2 separate regions of the Homo sapiens genome follow, and region 2 is linked to region 1. A link is a contact called in ENCODE Hi-C data. All regions are on one chromosome and are shown on one strand. Each heading gives the region's core, a stretch centred on a gene start or an enhancer-like site at or near the end of the contact. The rest is flanking DNA. Distances are from core to core; before and after follow the strand shown.

Evidence for each region. A loop is a pair of places that touch in the nucleus more often than their neighbours do. Pooled maps may share reads with other maps.
Region 2: a map with no recorded cell type shows a loop between it and region 1 (7-fold over the local background). The contact joins two enhancer-like sites. A Hi-C loop is called at or near these places in 3 of 168 maps with a recorded cell type or tissue (B cell, GM12878 and OCI-LY7), 33 of 37 single-sample maps with no recorded cell type and 8 of 50 pooled maps.

Annotation. Positions count from the first base shown.
Region 1 is chr6:157,665,900-157,669,197 of GRCh38, reverse strand. All of the region lies in intron 8 of ZDHHC14 (zDHHC palmitoyltransferase 14), which reads right to left. Among named protein-coding and RNA genes, the nearest start is that of MIR3692, 140 kb to the right of the region's middle. Within about 2 kb of position 1,562, at least 2 of the 41 ENCODE cell types and tissues checked have a DNase peak (open chromatin) inside an H3K27ac peak, as active enhancers do.
Region 2 is chr6:157,569,649-157,572,758 of GRCh38, reverse strand. The region is part of intron 2 of ZDHHC14 (zDHHC palmitoyltransferase 14); the gene reads right to left. Among named protein-coding and RNA genes, the nearest start is that of MIR3692, 42 kb to the right of the region's middle. Within about 2 kb of position 1,583, at least 3 of the 41 ENCODE cell types and tissues checked have a DNase peak (open chromatin) inside an H3K27ac peak, as active enhancers do.

The DNA.
Region 1 (3,298 bases), core at 313-2,812:
GGTGGCTGTCGGCAGTGGTCGGTTAAGCTCCTGAGAGACTGTGTTCCCTGTTGGGGTTGATGCAGAGTTGGGTGCACCTTCGGAGACTTCCATTTGCAAACATCCCTTTGCTAACTTAAAGATAACAGCCCTAGAGGTGGCTTTACTGGGAAGCTAATGATGCTTCAGGCTCCTTTACTTACACAGCCTCTTTCCAAGGCCTCGTTCTCTGCATATTGTTTGTTTTTTCTTAAAGGAGGTCTCCCATGGCATGGTTCAGACCACTCCAAACCTGGCCCACTCCAGCACATACCTACTGGTGCTTTGCCATGCTGTACCTACGACTTGTTAAGAACTGTAGCAAACACTGTGTGGGCCTCACTGGCCAGGACCTTGTTGGAAATGCTCTTGAGTTTGTCAAGGGTGAAGCTTAAGGACTTGAAGAAGGTGTGAAATAATATTTGTGAAAGAAGAAGTTTAGCCTAAGCCATTTAATTTTTGTTTTGTTTTGTTTTTTTTGAGATGGAGTCTCACTCTGTCACCCAGGCTGGAGTGCAGTGGCACGATCTTGGCTCACTGCAGCCTCTGCCTCCTGGGTTCAAACAATTCTCCTACCTCAGCCTCCTGAGTAGCTGGGACTACAGGCACGCACCACCATGCCTGGCTAATTTTTGTATTTTTTTTTTTTTTTTTTTTAGTGGAGATGGGGGTTTTACTGTGTTGGCCAGGCTGGTCTCAAACTCCTGACCTCAAGTGATCTGCCTTCCTCGGCCTCCCAAAGTGCTGGGATTACAGGTCTGAGCCACCGTGCCTAGCCCGTAAGCCATTTAATTTAAAAAATCTATATAGAAGTCACTCAGAAATGTTTTCCAAATGACTCTTTGGAACCCTGACTTATCTGATGATAAGCACCTCTTCTACACAGATTTGTTTAAACATCTTAAAAGATGACTGTCTATCTAAGTCTAGCTATGGGTGTTTCCCCTGATAGAGGGACTGCTTTTGTAGTAATAATGAACCTACTCTCTGTGCCCTCCCCAGCTTTCCTGCTGGGATGACAGCAGGGGGCAGGGGCACTGGCATCAGGCACCTAAGTATCTAAGTCCTGCGTGTAGTTCACAGCTTTGAAAACACTTTGCCACATTCAAACTGATTTCCATTTAGAAGGCAAATCTCAGTTGGGGCACACGGGGACCAGGCTCTGTTCTGCAGGGTGTCACCCATCTAAATCTCCTGTTGGCTCAGAAGAGAGCACTGGCGTGGACAGAGCAGAGTTTTGTCAGATTCCAACCAAGGGTAGTGCAATGACTCTACTGACTGGAATTTACAATTCTCATTAAACGCTCTCAAAACGTCGCCTGTTTTGAACATATGCTTCTTAGAAAAAACTTAGATATCAAATGACTCAGGGATACCTGATTTTTTTAAAAGAGCTTTTCCTAATTTTCCACTCTGCCAGAATTCCAAGGGCGATGGGTTCATAAACCTTCATGGCTGTGATTCTCATTTGAGAAAGTCATGGGGGAAAATGGCCAGTATTTTCAGGGTTACTGTGGAGATGGCCATGACAAATATTCTTACACTTCCCTTTTTTTTTTTTTAAACCTTTGCTTCTAATTCTTATTTGCCCATTTCTTGTTGACTTTTCTACTTAACTTTCTTGCTCTCTGGACTCACCAACTCTCTTCCCCTCTATCCTTCTTCCCCATTGATTTCTCTCCCACTTCTCCTTTTTCCGTCTTCTCTTTTTCTTCTTTGTTTCTTCCTTTCTACCTCTCTCTTTTTTACTTTGAACCCTTTTCCCTCCGCTACCCAGCCTTCCTGGCTTTTCATTTGAGGACCCTTTTACCTTCCACCAGTAGAGGGAGACATCACCGCTCGCTTTTTCTCTCTTACAATTTGGTGGCTGTGCATACATCCCGGCTAACACCAAGAAGCCGTTGGTTATGTTTGAATTGATCTAACCAGTTATATAATCCTAAGGAAAAACAGCTGACCACTTAGATATCTGACAGTGATAGTCCATCTACTCTGAACAGAAAACTGAGATACTCATGTTTTTATTCCAAAACAACCTTTTAAAAGTTCATATGTATCAAATATTAGGTTGAATCATATGACATTACCAATTTTTAAGGTCAAAAATTGGCCGAATGCTGGATACTAATAGAATAGAATTTTGATTTCTTGTAAGAGTGTCTATGAAAAGACCTTTCTGCTGGCAGCATAAAAATCCCACTGTCTGGAGTGCTGGAGCTTTTGCTGTCATTGCAGTAAGTCACTGTGACAGCTGATTTACTGCCCAAATGAAGTGTCGGCATGTAACTTGCAAAGAAGTTTATGGCTTCAGATGTCTGGAAGTCATACACATTAGCACTTAATGTTACAATTTAAAAATGCCATAGAGATCATTCCTGTTTCTGCAGATTCTCAAATAAAATTGCTCATGTAGGAATACATTTTATTTTACCCTAGCTGACGTCTTGTCTGAAAAAACCGAGTGTACAGATGCTACTAAAAGCAAAACTAGGAGCTTTCTAGATGGTCTGTGTACAAATTAAGAATGAGTGAAATTATTTATTTCTTTTGCTCCAATTCTGTCAAAAGCATTAGAGTTACGCATCATGTATTTCTGCTTGGCTGTGAAGCTCTGTTCTGGGGTCTTATGAATGCTTATTAACAGTTACAGAAACACCACAGTCTTCTAAAGTCCACCTAAAATGCAGGTGCAGGTTGGAAGGAGAGCTTTTTTGTATTCTTTTATTTAACATTATCATTTACGTTTGCCTAAGTTATTTTTTTTCCTACTACATTTGATTTTTCAGATTACATGGAGAGTTCTTCTGCAATACTAGCTTAATAAATCATGCAACTGCTGGTTTAATCTTGTTTTGATACTGGATTGGGGTATTTAAAATGTTAGGTTAAGTAAATACAGTAAATGATTTTCTAAAAACAAAATTGTAGCAATTATGTACCATGTTACTATCTTTGCATTTAGCATGCGATCCCAAAGGACCTTTGTAGCAACAAGTGCCAGATATAAGCATAAATGATGACACCAATGCTATACAAAAGTTAAATTATTTGACAATCAAATGAAGTGTGTACACTAAAAAGTGGATCATAACTGGATGTCGTGAGTATGTCATGCATATACATTGTTCTAGATAGAACTTCAATGTTAGCTCATAATAAAAGCCAATAATGAGGGAAGCAGCAATAATGAAAATGTGGTCCTCAGCTGGCTCTGGGTTATCTGCACATACTTCCAGTATGGGTCCTTGAAATTTCATAGGAGTTCAGATGGCAAGAGACA
Region 2 (3,110 bases), core at 334-2,833, 96 kb after region 1:
CCTACTGTATGCCCAACAGTCCTCTAGGTGCTGTAGATACAGTGGTAAACAAGGTAAGTCCTCTGTCCATGAAGGGGAACATCACACACCGGGGACTGTTGTGGGGTGGGGGGCGGGGGGAGGGATAGCATTAGGAGATATACCTAATGCTAAATGATGAGTTAATGGGTGCGGCACACCAACATGGCACATGTATACATATGTAACAAACCTGCACGTTGTGCACATGTACCCTAAAACTTAAAGTATAATAATAATAAAATAAAAAAAAAGGTTAGTCCTCTTTCTTATTGTGGCTTGTACTCTAGGGAGGCCAGATAAACCCAGAATCTGTATTTTTTAATAATTTAAGTGTGCAGACAAATCATACTCATGGCAGATCTTAAACTTGGCTGATGATCGGGATCATCTAGGGCAGTGGTTCTCAACCAGGGCGATTTGCCTCCCGGGGGAAATCTGAAACCATCTAGAGATGTTTGTAGTTGTCATGAGTGGGAGGGAGTGTCACAAGTGGGACCTAGTGGGTGGTGGCCAGGGGTGTTGCTAAATGTCCTACAATGTGCAGGACAGCCCCTCCCAACAAAGAACGTTCCAGCCCCAGATATCAAGAGTGCTGAGGCTGAGAGGCCCTGCCCTAGGGTCTTGCTACTCAAAGTGTGGGCCATGGACTGGCAGTATTGGCATCACCAGGAAGCTTATTAGAAATGAATCATCTCAGCGTCTCCTCCCAGCCCCGACCCTGCTGAGCCAGAATCTGCATTTTCAAAGATTCCCCACACACCCTCCCACCCTGAATTTGGATTTGGATGCACGTGAAAATCTGAGGAGCCTTGCCGTAGGTGCACACACTTATTAGCAGGCAGGACAAAATTAACAGCAAGTCAGCCAACTAGTTAGCTAAGCTTGGTGAAGTCCCCGCCCCAAGCACCATTCACGAAAGGTTTACTTACCTAGCAGGCTCAAAAAAAAAAAAAAAAAAAAATACAGATTCCTCATTCCTGAAGATTCTTATCTGCAGGAGGGGCTAAGAATATGCATTTTTATAACAGCTCCCTGTGTACAGCTGAGAGAGACAGGTTTGTACACCATACAAGTAACAGCTGAACCCCAAGGCTGCATTTCAGTACCATTAGCTGGGGAATCTAAGCAGCTGGCTAAAAACACAGACAAAAGAGAAAGATGCAAGCCACTTACGAAGATGCTCCCGTCACCCAAAGAGCTGATATTATCTAGTTAATTATGGAAGGTCTGCCCAGTAAAACAGCCAGGCCAGGTGTTTAAACTGTTTGTTTTTGTTGTTATTTATAGCATCGTGAGTTTCCGTTCAAAGAAACTTTTACAAAGAACCTCAGTATACAAAACAGATGAGAGTGAAGCAGCTCTGGTTTATGGGGACACCCAACATGTCTGTCCCTTGCCTGGGCTCCAGGAGGCACAGTTTGAAAAACATCATGACAGACAATAGCTGTGGTCTAGAGTGCATGCTGATTTTAGGTGAGAAAGACCCTAATAAAGTACGTTTCATTCAAGGAATGCTCTCGTGCACATAGGCATGCTCTCATGAAGTTGAAGTGGCTATTTGCTTGAACTTTAACGTGAATGCGGAGTGGCAAACATCAATGTTCAAAAATGATTCCATGAATAGAAACACAAATATTCCTACAAATTGTTTTGAAAATATAAGTTCCAGAAAATGGAAACATAGAATGGCCCCAGTAAAGAGTATGATTCTTTGATCTGGTGGAGAAAACAGACTTCAGCTTCTCCATTTTTAAACCATGACAATCTCAGTTCCTGCAGTTCAGGGACATTGTAATTCATGCAAAGACCTTGAACTGTCAGATGCTATGATGTTCACAGCTATCAAAAGCTCTTTTTTCAGGGGCTGCCCAGACTCAGAAGGGCAATATAGATGTATGTGTGTGTGTATATATATATATATGTGTGTGTGTGTGTATATATATGTGTGTGTGTGTGTATATATATATGTGTGTGTGTGTGTGTATGTATATACATATATATATCACTAATTAGTACAATTAAAAACAATAAAAAGAAAGTGTTTAGTAGCTGCGACCTTTTTAGTTTAACTGAGTTAATCCAATACATGCTCATAACAAAATGAAAATTAATGACTACCTTATATTTTCCATACTATTTTTTTCCACATGGATGCCAAAGCCTTGCCCTTGAAAGGAAAAGAAAGTGGCTTTGTCCTTGCAAAGTTTTAATTTCCCTCAAATTGTGTCAAAGTTCTCTGAGTATATACACAAAACCGCTGTGCTGCGTAAGTGAAGATCAGTTCTTCCACTGAAAGCCAAAGCTAGAAATATTTGTGTGTTTCCACTTTGTGGTACATAATTTCTGCATTGTCAGAAATGGGTAAATATTGTACAGTGATAGAGATCAATTTGGGTTGTCAGTGTTTGCATTATTGTAAGACAAGTAGACAAGAACAAAGGTAAAAAGTGGACACTGGATACCACGCTATGGCAGGGCCAGGCTTCACCATTATCACCAGGAAAATCAGACAGGCTTTTATTGAAGTTTGAGTGGCATTAATATTGAGAGCATTAGCAAAAGACCTGAATGCAAGGGCTGGTTTATCACTCATTCTACACCGGACTGGTGCAAGATTTTATCTTTAGCATTGAAGAAAAGAGAATTAGGATTACCAGTACAGAAGCAGGGGATGCTATTTATAAGTACACTATACTTTAAAGAATAAAAATGCCCATCTATTATGGTCCTAAGCTCTTTTCTTTTTTGCCTCTAATCAACACAGATTGGATAAAATGAATAAAAATCTTCATTAAGGTTAACAAATATAAACCAATATATATACAAGCTTTAAAAGTATTTTTATATATTTAATGACACAAACAGTTGGAAACTACAAAGAAGACAATGTCTCCTTTGAAACAGAAAAATATAACCACAAAACTCTAGAAATAAAGCTAACAAAAAAATGGTAGGTAGCTTCCGTGTGAAGAAAAAAACAATACAACAATATAGAGACTTGAAGGGGGTTTTGAAAACCACAGAGAGACACTCTGCTTCCTGCGGTGGAAGATTCAGTATTTTAAATATGTCACTTCTTCCCAACTTAC